3 separate regions of the Mus musculus genome follow, and all the other regions are linked to region 3. Evidence: chromatin contacts called from ENCODE Hi-C or POLR2A ChIA-PET data. All regions are on one chromosome and are shown on one strand. Each heading gives the region's core, a stretch centred on a gene start or an enhancer-like site at or near the end of the contact. The rest is flanking DNA. Distances are from core to core; before and after follow the strand shown.

Region 1 (4,432 bases), core at 668-3,167, 170 kb before region 3:
GAAGAGGAAACCAAAGAGCTGAGGAACACAGATGTCCTGTGGCTGGAGAGGCCATCTAGAAAGTGGCCGTTCACTGAGACACCAGGTGTGTGAGAGGAACAGGACGCCTATGAGAAGGTGGGGGATCCCAGAACAAGGAGGCCAGAATTCCAGGAAATTTGTGCTTCACGAAGCCAAGTTTGTAAAATCCTCCCCTGACCCCTCCCGTTCTGGAAAGCATCCTACACAAACTGCTGGGGTTTCCAGTCTGATATTTGATAAGCACAAATCAGCTGAAGCTATTTTGGAGACCTGGGGTTTTGTATGGTTAATGATGGTCAGGGGGGACCTTCTCATCTCCTTCAACGTCTCGCCAGTGGCTGCCCTGCTGGGCTCTTGCCCACACCAGCCCTCCACTGAGGTATGCTTTCTTCACAGGGCCACTTCCTCACTGGCTCATGTCACCAGCAGCCTTGCTTCTGCCCTGACTCTCAGCATCTGTGACCATAGAAAATGACCCCACACACACAACACACCCTGGTCCCTTCTTTCTTCTCCCAAATCACCCAATCCCAGAGTTGGAGAAAATCCCAGACACATCAACCAGCCTTTTCAGTGATATACGATGGACCTTGTGGCCCAAGCTCCTATGATCAGGACAAGACTGGCTCTAGCCTTGGGTGCAGTTTTGTTCTAAGAGCCTGGCCTGTAGTAGGTTCCATAAGCCAGTGGTAAGTGAGTGAACAAGTGAATGAATGAATGAATGAATGAGTAATTCATTCCCTTGGTCTTGCTTTTTCTTCCGACCAAATGGGTCCCATCACTTCTCTGTGCTTTTCTAGAGACTCTGCCTCCTCAGACAACCTTGTGGTGTGACAGGGCTGGCCCAGGGTCTCTCTTATGGCTTTAAGGAAAAGACATCCAGATTCAAGTATACCAATGATGGCAGCCTTGTGCTGGTTTCCACAAACTTGGTGTGAACCTTGGCTTGAATAAGGGAAATCTCTTCTCCCACAGTGCTGTAGACAAGATGCTGTTAACAGGGACTCCTTCCAGGCACTCTGAGGCAGAGTGTGGTCCAGGCCTTCCTTCTAGCTTCTCCTGTTGCCTGCAATCCCTGGGCACGTGTTCAGTGAGCATGGTGGTATGAATGAGAAAGCCTACCATAGGCTTATCATCTGAGACCACAAATGTGCACCACCACATCTAGATCTTTACATAGGCTCTGGGGATGGAGCATGGATGGTTAGGCTTGCGCAGACAAGCATTTTTAACTGCTAAGCCATCCCCCCCCAGCTCTCCGTTTTGCTTTTCTTCATGTGTCTTCTGTGTCCTCCCCCCCGAGTCTCCTGTTTCTTCTTGTCGCAGTCCTCATTTCACATCCTATATCTATGCTCGCACCCACAGATCTACATATAAACATCACAGGCTAAGATCTGATAGGACAGAGAACATACGGTGTTCTCTTCCTGAATCTGGGCCACCTCATTGAGTATAATTTCCAGGTCCACACATTTTCCTGCAAGTTTCATAATTTTGTCTTTCTTTACAGCCGAATGAAATGCCATCACGTATAAGTACCACATGTTCGCAATGCGTTTGTGTGTTGATGGCCATCTAAGCATGCTCTAATTCCCTGTTACTGTGAGTAGTGTAGCGACACACACAGATATGCAGGTATCTGATGCAGCCCAGGAGTGGGATAGATGGGTAAACTCCTAGTCCAGCCACAGACCACAGACCACAGACACATTCTTCTAAAAGACTTTCTGGGGACACTTTTCAGATCCTGGGGACACTTTTCCCTTCAGGAAAGTCATGGGAAAAGAGAGGCAGGCAGCAGCAGTTGGCCTGTCTTCCTCCACCCTTAGCAAGGCCACAGAAACCTTGCCCCAGCCCTATCCTCTGGAGGAAGTCAGTCAGCCTCACCCTGCCCCTCTGTCCCAGGCCCTCGGAGGCTCCCCACCCCCACTGCTCTTTTCTGTTTACACTGGGAGTTGAGCTTCTGCAGAGCTTAAGTGCAGTTCTGGCCCTTTTGTTTGTTTTGAAGTCAAGTTACAACTTTGCTCCCGGATTTATTGCAAATTCCATTTATCTCCCTCTGCCCTGGGTCTCTCTGTGCAAATCCTTTAGGTCTTCTCTCCCCACTGAGGACAAATGTCAATTGACACAGGAAAGGATAGGCGTGTACAGATGTGGGGGAGGGACGCACAAGGGCCAGAGCTGTCCCCAGGCTGGTAGCACAGGAGACTCACAGATAACCCAAGGTGGGCAGGCACAGCAGTCTGCCCATCACACACACACACACACACACACACACACACCCATTTTTCATAGACCTTAATAGGAAAGGAGAGCCAGGCCCAAAGAAATCCCAGTCCTGAGGGGTAAAGTAAACAAAGGGAGGTTCTGGTCTGAGGAGAGAAGCCTGTGGCAATTTTTAGCAGGAAGTGGTGTGAGGCCAAGGGTCCTGGGAGGCCTGGAATGGAAGCTCCTTGGAGTTGATCTGACAAGGGCTGAGGGCCTGAGAGTTGGGTATGGGTTCGAGTCCAGGCCTTGCTGGGAGAGCACAGCCTCAGAGAACCTGCTTCCTTCACGTGGCTATCTCAGGTCTCTCCAAACCCCACTGTGCCCGTAAACTGCTGCCGAAGAGCAAACATCACCACATGAATCTCACTAGGGAAAGAAAGAATCAAACTGAGCTGAACAAATTGGAACCGGGAAATCCCACTGTGCTGTCCGTCTGTTGGCGGTGGTGGCAGCGGCTTGTCCTTCCAAGACAGGAAGTGCTGATGGCCTGTCTCTTCCTTGCCTAAGGTCCCTGGCATGCAGAAGACACTTGAGTGGAGTAAAAGAGGCTGACCCTTCCCCTTTCCACCCCTAGCCAGGGGACCAGACAAGGGGTTAGAGTGCCCTGGAGCAGGCTCTGGTGGTGGGCAGCAGGTAAGAAGAGACACTTTTCCAAAATGTCTTCCCCGGGGCATCACCCAAGTCATAAAGCTAGAACCTTAGCCTCTCAGCCAAGGACCCCACAAAGCAGGGTTAGGGAGAGAGGACAGAGCACCCCACCCCTTACCTCTGAGAGCACCCATTGCACCTCTAAGTGCTGTTGTATGGGAGAAGCACTTCTCCACACAGGGCACTGGGCTCCATTCACAGTCTGTCAGGACTTGATTCGTCCTTGGTCTCTAATCAACTGGGCCACTGGCCCAGCCTCTCCCTGCCTCTCGCCATCCATCCTCCTGCATCAACCACATTTCTCCAGACACAACACCGCCTCTTAATAGGCTCAACAGCTTACTTACTGTGTGCCTTGGACATCCACTCCCCCAGGTTCTGCCCCACACCAATTTCTGTGGTTCTCTGTGCATCCCTCATTCCCTGCTCCCCTCGTGTCCCCTTGCAAGCTTTTCTGTGTCCCCTCAATCCCTCTGTCCCTAACTTCCTCAAGGCTGTCAAGAAGGACCCACCTAAATCAATCTTTGCACCCTCTCTGAACCTGAAGCTGTCTTGTCTGACCCTGCAGGGAGGCTAGGCACCATACCATGCTGGGGGTGGATCAACACCTGGGCAGCTGCCCCTGAGAACTGCACCTTTCTCAGATTCCTCGACTCTGCCCCAACCTCCATTTTTCCTCTGTAGAACATCTCATGGCCCTCTTTGGTAGGGCTCTGTCTGGTCTTTCCTCAGACCCTTTCTGGCCTCTCCTGGCTCACCTCAGAGTCCCTTCATATGGCTGCTTACCTTCCTTCATGCCAGGGCAGCAGGTGTCCCCACCTCCTCTGCAAACTAAACTTACTTACCTGGCCCAGTATTGCCCCTGGCCTTCCACACCGGTCATCTGAGCCTCCTTCTTTCCTGGATCAGAGGCTGCATGTTCAGGTTCTGCTGCGATTCAAAGGTACACTCGTGGTCATCCTTGAGTGGCAGTACCCCAGAGCATGGCTGCCTCTTCCCTTGGGCTGGAATGGCTTCCCTCAGACCTGCTTTCTGCCCACTTGGCACCTTCTGGTTCCAGAACACACTTCCCATAGGGTCCTGCAAACCTTCTGCGTCTACTCCTTTCCTCAGGCCCAGCCCACGCACCTTCCTCGCAGCCGCCTCCTGGGGGCGCTGTGCCTCCAGACCACCATCTGGATTCTACCTTGGGATCACCTGGCTTCTCTCTGCCAGTCTTCCGCTGTCCTCCTCCTCTGTACACGCCAACCTACCTCTCTGCCAACCCAGCCCCCTTCCTCGTCCTCATCACCCAGAGTCACGTCTCCTGCCGTTACTTCCATGAACCTCCATCTCTAGCTACTGAAATTCCCACAATTCTACTGAAACTCCCACTACTGCTGGCCGCATCTCCACAGACACCATGGAGAACTGCAGGAAACCAAATCAAACATCTCTCAGACTCATGTCTCTTCTTGAGACTGCTTGACCACACTAGCTCTCCAGCCTCCCCACT
Region 2 (4,469 bases), core at 623-3,122, 250 kb before region 3:
AACTGTAAGCCAGCCCCAATTAAATGTTGTCCTTTATAAGAGTTGTCTTAGTCATACGGTCTCTTCACAGTGATGAGTCCCTAAGACAAGGGAGTCTTGGCTTTTTCACTTGAGGCCTGTGCTAGGCAGAGTAATGGTTGCCCAATGATGTCACCACCCTAATCCATATGTCATATGATGAGAAAGAATCAAGGTGGGAGACGGCATTAAGATTCAAGCTGGTTGACTTGAGAATACAAAGATGATCCAGGGTGGCATAAGTGCTTCATTAACCGCAGAAGAGAATCACACAGTATAAGAATGACTCATGAGCCGTTGCTAGCTTGAGAGCAGAAGAGCCATGAGCCATGGGCTGTGGATGACTTTCATACTCAGATCAAGGCAAGACAACGGACTTTGCTTCCTGAATCCCTAGAAAGAAGTGAGGCTCTGACAGTGGCTTTATTATAGCCCCATACCCACCTTTTGATCTCCAGAAGTATAAAATAACAAATCTGCATTGCCGTAAGGCACTGTATGGAAACTCACTAGAGCAGCAGTGGGAAACTATTTTATAATATCATAGATCTCTAGTCTAGGGCCCTGGGACAGCCTCTGGCAGGTCCCCTGACTTGGGGACTTGCAGCCATGATAATTACCACAGTGTTTTCCTGGAGGTCCTTGTGGCCTTTTTTTTTTTTTTTTTTTTTTTTTTTTTTTTTTTTTTTTTGCCTAGTCTCACCAGATTATGAGCAATCCAGCCACCCAGAGCTTCCCCACCTGGGGTCTCTTCTTGGTGAGTCATGTTCCCTGTCTGGACGGCATGTTGAGGCCTCTCTGCAGTGTAATCCCCACCCCCAATGGCATCATAACTAGCTGTTCATATTCATCCAAATACCAAACAGTGTTGGACACAGGAGCAGGGACAAATTTCTCCCCTTCCTGGAAGCCAGCCATGGTTTCTACGGAGTCAGCAAGGCTGAAGTGTGGCATGGCAGGCATTCGTCTCTAAGAGGAGCCTTCCTTGGGTCTGACAAGCCATCTGATGGAAAATACTTTGGATTTGTGATTTCTCTCAATCCCATCACTTCTGTCACTTTCAAGCTGTTAAGAAACTAGAACGTGGGGCTGGAGAGATGGCTCAGTGGATGAGAACACTTTATTGCTCTTGCAGAGGACTCCAGTTCAATTCCCAGCACCCACAGGGTGGATTACAACTATAACTCCAGGTCTAGGGGATCCAGCACCACCTTCTGACCTCCAAGGGCACCAGCCAGCACGTGGTACATATGCATAAATGCAGGCAAAACACTCATATACATAAAATAAAATATACATATACAATAAGGTACTCATATACATAAAATAAAAGAAAAAGGAAAAGAAAATAGAATTCCTGGAGCTTTGGCTCAGACTCTTACAAGCTCTGTAACATTGGGAACATCATTTAGGACTGGGGATATAGCTCAGTGCCTAGCAAGCATGAGGTCCAAGGTTCAGTTCTGAGTACTGAAAGAGAAAGAATATCATTTAACCTCAGGCCTCAGTTTTCTTACCTGTATAACGGGCAGAATATGAGGGTCATTATAGCTAGGTAGAGAGAAGGATGTACCACGTGTCTAGCACTTGATGCGTTTCCTCTTATTGCTCAAGTTCTTCATTCTTGATATTTGTCTGCTGGTTTATCAGTTTGTTTTGAGACAGGGTCCAGATATGTAGCCCTAGACTCAATGTCATGGGTCTCCCGCCTCATCCTCCGGAGTGCTGGGGACCACAAGCCTGAGTCGCTACAGCCAGCTGCCATTTGGTGCATCAGGAAAGTCATCTTCACGTTTTGCTGTGAGTCATATCACCAGCGCTGGAGAGGAAGGAAGTACTGTTCCTTACAGCATGGAAGCCTGAGTGTCTAAGTCTGCCTGGAAAACTTTTTTTTCCCACGCATGTCTTCAGGAAATAAGCCCTGCTGTGCCACCGCCAGGAGAGTGATTATCGGGAAGGCAAAGCCTGTGTTTAGAGTTATGCAATGAAGAGAGGGCATTTCGGTCGCTGACTCACCCACTGGCACACCAGCTTGACTTACCCCAACTGCGGCAGAGTGCCTGGCTCGCTCGGCAAACTTTCATCTTGGATCAATCTCTGCGGGGCCAACCAAGAGTCCGTGGCACTAAGACTATTGGACTCCTGCGGCTTAGCTCATAGGGTCCCCCAAGGGAATAAAGGACAGGGGAAAAAGACCCTCCTACTTTCATCCCAGGGTGGCCCTAACTCCTGGGTCATTTGCTGGTTTTGGACTGTTCACAAAAGGCTTGTCCGTTTAGAGGGTGGCAACCAATGTTCCCCAGCAACTTTGTGGCCTGGATCTGCCCAAGGAAGTGGCTCTTCTGAGAGCTGCTCAGGATACTCCAGTCATGACTTGTACACGAGAGATGTTTCAGTACGAATCAGAGTGCCCAGGAGAGAAGAAAGCCGTGACTGCACACAGTTCCAACTATAAACCACAGTATGAGCAACAACAACAAAATTTGACACCCTCTCTGGCACTGTCGGGACTGAGAACAACAGAACCGGGTTTTGTGACCTTCTCGTAATTTGATCCCCATGGAAAAGGAAGGTTTGGATTAAATTATTTCATCAACTCAAAAAACCCACTGGTATCTACAAGCTAACCTGCAGTCTAGGCAGTTTAGTTTCTTGGCCTCTTGCATGTGGAGAAGGGCGGAAGGAGAGAAGAGCCGGGGCATAGTGAGCTCCTTCCTTCTCTGTACTGGTTGGCTGGGGCCCGTGGCCAGGCTCAGCCACCATCGGACACTCCTGTTCCCAGGGGTCACAGGCGGCAGGAGGGAGCTGTCTGTGTCTCTGAGCAACTGAACATCTGCTGAAGTGAATGTGCTCCACAGACACACCCAAATTTGTGGGTTTGCTCTTCCTTTAGTGCTGTGTGATTTAGACAAATTACATAACTCTGCACCCAGGGAAGGCCTCCTTTCGCCTGTTGGAAAAGACACAGACTTTTTATGAAGCTAGGCAGTTACCTCACGGAGCCATCTATGGGCAGTGGCTGGCTGGTTTTACCGTAAAAACGACTCGAGTCAAAGAGCACAAGCTTATAGAATCATCTAGATAGAGAGAAAATAGCAAGAAACGAGCCAATATAAGTTTACGTTAAAAACGGAAGTTAACTTATTAATAATTCATCACAATTGTTTTCAAATGGGATTGTCAGATAACTTATCTTTTCTCCTTTATACTTTTCTATATTTTCCAAATCCTCAATAAGGAGGTGTTTCAAATGTACTAGTCTGTGTTTATGTGTGGTCATGTACATGTGTGTGTGCATGTAGGGATGAGTATGGATTTACATGCATGGAGGCAGAGGATGATGTCTTCCTCTCTTGATATCTTACTTTTTGAGACAGTTTCTTACTGAACCCAGCTTTCTATTTGGCTGGACTAGGTGGCCGAACAGCTCCAGGATCTGCCTGGCTCTGTTCCATCCATGCTGAGGTTACAGGTAGATACTACCACACCTGGCAGTTAAATGGGCCCTGGGGATATGAACTCAGGTTCTCATGCTAGCACAGTAAGCATTCATTTTACAGACTGAGACATTGCCCCAGCCCCAAATACATGTTGTTATACATGAACATTTCAAAAACATTTTCTTCAGATTTTATTTGATTTTCAACTATGTGTGGCCGTGTGGGACTGTGTGCATGTGAGTGCAGGTGCTTGCAGAGGCTAGCAAATGGTGTAAGATCCTCTAGAGCTGGAGTCACAGGCAAACGTGAGCTGCCTGCTTCGGGTACTGGGAACCAAACTTGGGTTCTCGGAGAGGACAGTATGCGTTTCAACTGCTATACTGTCTGAATCACTACCCCTAATTTTTTTTTTTAAGTCTTTAATCTGAGAGTCCTGGCTCTAGTCAGGTTTCAAACCAAAGCTGTTCCACCTGCTGCTACAGTTAGGAAAAAGGAAAGATGGGATGTGGACGGGACACACTGTAGCGGACCTGCGCAGACTGGCTCCCACTTTAGCTCCCCAGAATGGAGTGCTCTCTAGCCCTGTAGCCTGCTAAAGAAGTTAAGGGCAAATTGCAGCCATCAAGTTACCCTTTGTATTTCCTCTTTTTTTTTCTGTTAGCTGCCAGAAAACCTTGAACAAATTTAATGCTCAATTACAATAGCAATTAGCTCAGGTTTCTGGCATAACTATTTTCCTTTTCGTTCTCTATGATTTAAATTTCTCTTTCTTATTCAACCAACTTATTGTACATATGTATTTTATTGTAAACTGTCTCAAGTACACTTTGAAAATTGGATGTAAATCAAAAAGAATAAACAAAATAAATAAAAGTTTTACCTGGTTTCTTATGAGAGTTCCTGGCCAGTCTGTTAAAATCCCTATGACTGAGAATACCTAGACCAGTCAGGGACAGGTGGGAGGCATGGTGGGCATCTGGGAGGAAACATCAGAGACAAATTCTGTACTTA
Region 3 (4,336 bases), core at 1,608-4,107:
GTGGCGGGTCAGGCTGCGGAGCTCGTGGATGCCATGCGCGAACTGGCACTTGTCCCCGTACTTACAGGCACCGTTTTCTTCGAAGGGACGGCACAGCTCCGTCTTGTAGCGGCTGGAGTTGACCTGGCCGCTCCCAGGCTGCTTCTGGGTGGGCAGCAGCCGCTCGCCCCCTTCGGAGAAAGAGCGGTCTCGAAAGCGGCTGTCGCGTGAGCTCAGGGACGGGGCCGGCTCACCCTTAAGGCTGCTGAGAAGCTGGTTCTGATGGAACTTGGAGCTGGGCAGAGTGACCGAGTGCCTGCGAGGGAAGCCCCCGCCAGCAGGGGTGCCCACTGCCTTCCTGTCCAGCAGGCAGCCCCCAGCGCTGGGAGTGCTGTAGTTGAGCATCTTGTTACCCTGGGAGGGGAGGGAAAGAAAGGGACGGATGAGTGACTGAGGACATCCACGAGGCCAGGGCATGGTGTCCACAAAGGACAGCACCTCTCCATCTGATAGGCCAGTCTCTCTAAAAGGAGCCACCTGGATTTATTTTGGCACTGCTCATAAGAAACCGCAAAATCCTGCCGTGTGTGGAAGAAAAAGTTATGTATTCATCCCGCCCCGTGCTGACCCGATATGTAGCTTCCTCCTGTCCCTAAAGCTAATTTTCCCCCCTCTAAAATCCGGGCCCCGTTTATACATTCCTCAACTCAGAGAGCCTTTCACACAAGACAGTCCCTTTTCATTTCCCTCCCCCTAAAAGAATCAGGTAAACCTAGTTTAGAAGTTTGGAAGGATGAGCCAAATCCTCTCTCAATCAGTCCCTGCTTACCCGCCCCCCCCCCCCCGCCACCCCCACCCCCACAAAATCTGGCCCCACACTCTCCACCATTTCCTCTTCCACAAGTGTGCCCTTCCTTTGGCAACAGGTTTTCAAACTGTGCTTTTTCCTTGCTTGTGGAAGGGCCTAGTCTGGGATGTGGGTAGAGGGATATAGTGTCTGAAAACACAAGGTTCGGGAAGGGTAGGTATCCCACACCCTGGGAGGGATTTTCTCCCAGCATTCTCCACCCCCTTCACTAGGAAGATGCCTTTGCACTTGGTTTCCTGGCTGCGAGAGAGCTCTGGATAAGAGCACCAGTGTTTAATCTTGAACCAAAGCTGCAGACGAGAAGGAAAGCACCAGCACGCTCACACTCCCCGACTCAGTCAATTGGGGGCGGGGGTGTGTGAGTGAGCAAGGACAGAGGCTGCCACAAGCCCTAGTCACCTGCCCAAACTACCTAAGATTTAGAAAAGAGTGGGGGTGGGAGACTTGAAAGTTATCTCCAGGCCCCTGACACATGTGGGTGTGTGTCATTGTGCAAATTCTAAAGTTAGTCCCTTAGGATCCGCAGCAGGGGATCGGGAATCGGTAACCCTGTAACCGCAACCACCCCACCGAGCGGATTACAGGAACCCAGAGGAGAGCCGCTTCCAACAATGAGGTTCATTTAAAAAGTCCTGCGGGGGGAGGGGGCAAAAGAAAGAGAAATAGATCAAAGAGCGGGGCAGCGGGGCCCAGGATGGAGTTGGCTAGCTCAGGCTGCCGCCAGGGCAAACAGACTTGGAAAAACGCAGGGAGGGAAAGAAGCCGAAAATGCAAAGTTTTTGATGTTGCTCTTCAACTCCAGCACGGCCCTGCACCCCAACCCTGCAGCCCCGGGGCCTTGGCAGCTGCACCGACAGGAGCAGCGAGCTAGGAAGAGAGCAACATGACCCGACGTGTTTAAGGGAAGGCAAAAACAGTTCAGCAATTAAAAGTAGCCTAGCAGCTTCATCCTTTCAAATTGGGGGGTTGGGGGAAGTAGAGCGGGCAAAAAATTAACAACATTCACGGAGTTATTTCAATCGCACTCCTGGAACATTACGGTTTTAAAAGTTTTTTTCTGTTTTGTTTTTCAAAAACCTGACTGGCAAACTGCCCCATTTTGGCCCTCTTAAATCCTAACTGGCGGGAACTTGAGGTCTGGCAGCATTTTGTTCCCCTATTCCTTAGTCAACGAACCGTAGTGCCTCACAACCCAGGTAAGCAAACAGTTTCAGCCCCAAGTTTGCAGCACGATCGACCAGCTCCCGCAGCGGGAACCTAGCCCAGCTGGGGCGGACAAACTCCACTACAAAGTCGCTTTGCCTACATCTTTTTGAACCTTAAGTCGGCCTCTTTCTTCGTCGCATTATCTCTTAGCTCCCCAAAACAGACAGGAAAATTCTCCCAGTCAGATACCGCCCTGAGACCTCGCTTTTCCTAGAGACCCCTAGCAAAAGGTGTTGGGTAACCTCGAACATCTCCAGCGGGTACAGGAAACCCAAGGCGCACACTGCGAAGCCGAGCCCACCCGCTTAGCCCAGCTCCGGAGGTGCACCATGCAGAAAAGAATCCTTCAAAATTCGTCCCAAACCTAACCACTCTTCCGCACCTCCTTGCCCCGCAAACTGGAGCAGTCGCCCAGAACTTTGCTCCCCGGATTCACAGAACCCCACCTGGGACCTGAAACTTAAGTGCGAGGAGGACATAAACAAATTCCTTCACCATGGAGGGAAACGCAAGCAGTGAAACTCCTTCACGTCCCCGAGACCCAAACTTTTTAGAGTTTCTTGGAGCACAAGAGAAACTTTCAAAAAGCCAACGCTCCGCCCTGCTTTACCTTGCATAAAACTTCGCTCAAGTCAAAAATGGTGGCGGACACGAGGGTGGTGGTCATCGTGGGCGTTCGCACGGGGCAAGGACTAGGATCTGGTGTGTCGTGAAGGTCCCGGTGCGGGGAAGGCGCAGCCTCCGGCTCTCCGGTCAGGAGTCCCACACGCCTGCTCCCGGCGCCCCTCGCCTTTCTGACTCTCCCGGGCTGCGGCGCGCAAAGCCCAATTTATAAGATTTGGTGGGTTGGGGGGGGTGGAAGGAGGAGCTTTAAACGTATTTAAATGAAGAAGAGGAGGCGGAAAAAAAGTTGATTGACACTGAGGTTGAATCAGCCATGCGGTCAAGAGGGAGGGAGGGGTAAAGGGGGAGGAAAGAAACTTTCAAAAGGAAGAAGGGGGAGGGAGACGAGGAAAGAAGGCGGAAAAAAAAAAAAAAAAAAAGCACTCGGAGCGGCGCAAAACTTTTTTTTCTTAAAGAGGAAAAGTTTCGAGTCCGCGGGCTCCGGGGGCGCCCCTCCCCTGGGCCGAGCCCGGCAGAGGGGGAGGGGCGCCCACCCTTTGTCAACCTCGCTGCTCGGCTCTGTGACATCACTCATTCCACCCCCTTCGGAGTTCGAGTTGTTGTGTTTGTTGGTTTTTTTTTTTAAGAGTTGGAAGGCGGGCTCGACTCTCCTCTCTCTCTCTCTCTCTCTCTCTCTCTCTCTCTCTCTCTCTCTCTCTCCCCCCCCTCCTCCCTCCCTCTCCCCCCTGTCTTTTTTTTTTTTTTTTTTCTTCCTAGCAGGCGCTGGAGCTGGTCTTGAGCGGGCCAGGGCTGCGGTTTCCATCTTGAGCTAGTGTCCCTTGAAACTTCTCCAAGTGCCCGCACGACTTACCTTCCCCTGACTTCCCTGTCCACACCCGGCTGCCCATCGCAAAATGAGCTGGGCGAGGAGTTTAGGAATGCGGAGCACCCCAAATGTTCGAGTCAAGAGTTTTATGTTTGTTGTTTCCCATCAGTGAGCAAAAGAAGTAGGGATGACCAGAGAAAACTTTTTCTCCAGGAGAGCCTAGGCTGGAGGGGGCGAGAGCAGTAAGATTTTGCGCGCAGCGCGGGGTCCACGCGTGCTGGGCCGGCAGCCTGCGTTTTCCCGGTATGGTGGGGGCACCACTGCCTGGGCAGAATTCTTTCAGACCTAGATGGGGCGCTTTGTTCACATAACCGATCTTTAAACTTGCTACAGCAGAAAAGTCCAGACTTTCAAGGGCACCCCCTGAAAATAAAAGAGCAACAAGTCACTTTCCACGCGCGCTTTGAATTCGGGCTGCCTCCTCCACACATCCCCGAATGTTAAAAACAAGGGGGGAAAAAGTTACTTTGGTAAGAAGGAAGGTAGAGGTGGGGGAAGCGACACTTCTTGCTGCTCTCCCGCCCCCACGCGAACGGAACATATGGCTTGTCACTATGCCCGGTTTGGGGGTACCAAGCAATAAGACCCACGGAACTCAGTGGCCTTCAATGAATTACACCGCCCTTTAAAACCACGAACTATGTGTTTATTTACTATTAGGTCTGGCTGCCTCCCACCCGCACCGGCTCGCGTGCTGCAGTGGAGACCCGGGCGGAAATCGCGGGCCGCACCGCCCAGGCCTCGCACGTTTCTTCCCAGCATTCGAGGCCGCCGGGTCTGTTATGAAACCCGGT

What was found. A loop is a pair of places that touch in the nucleus more often than their neighbours do. ChIA-PET counts read pairs that join two places held with the same protein, here RNA polymerase II (POLR2A).
Region 1: a loop to region 3 is called in a map of heart, with 2.6 times the contacts of the local background. The contact joins the enhancer-like site here to the promoter of Zfp36l1 in region 3. A Hi-C loop is called at or near these places in 2 of 37 maps with a recorded cell type or tissue (both heart). POLR2A ChIA-PET finds 5 or more read pairs at or near these places in 3 of 5 experiments (Patski and embryonic stem cell).
Region 2: POLR2A ChIA-PET joins it to region 3 with 11 read pairs in embryonic stem cell. The contact joins the enhancer-like site here to the promoter of Zfp36l1 in region 3. POLR2A ChIA-PET finds 5 or more read pairs at or near these places in 4 of 5 experiments (Patski and embryonic stem cell).

What each region holds. Positions count from the first base shown.
Region 1 is chr12:79,942,883-79,947,314 of GRCm38, forward strand. It overlaps 4933435C09Rik (a long non-coding RNA gene), which reads left to right. Exons shown (of 3, transcript XR_381736.3): 2 at 2,797-2,922. Among named protein-coding and RNA genes, the nearest start is that of 4933435C09Rik, 8.6 kb to the left of the region's middle. RefSeq lists an enhancer at 916-3,353. Within about 2 kb of position 1,918, at least 3 of the 3 ENCODE cell types and tissues checked have a DNase peak (open chromatin) inside an H3K27ac peak, as active enhancers do; they include heart, where a contact is called at or near this core.
Region 2 is chr12:79,862,544-79,867,012 of GRCm38, forward strand. It overlaps Gm36132 (a long non-coding RNA gene), which reads right to left. Exons shown (of 4, transcript XR_381728.4): 2 at 4,339-4,434; 3 at 3,012-3,095. Among named protein-coding and RNA genes, the nearest start is that of Gm36132, 2.8 kb to the right of the region's middle. Within about 2 kb of position 1,873, at least 1 of the 3 ENCODE cell types and tissues checked has a DNase peak (open chromatin) inside an H3K27ac peak, as active enhancers do.
Region 3 is chr12:80,110,156-80,114,491 of GRCm38, forward strand. Zfp36l1 (zinc finger protein 36, C3H type-like 1) reads right to left here and starts at 2,858. Exons shown (of 2, transcript NM_007564.5): 1 at 2,664-2,858; 2 at 1-393. The coding sequence starts at 2,720. It overlaps Gm52006, which reads right to left. Exons shown (of 3, transcript XM_030247048.1): 3 at 3,425-4,336.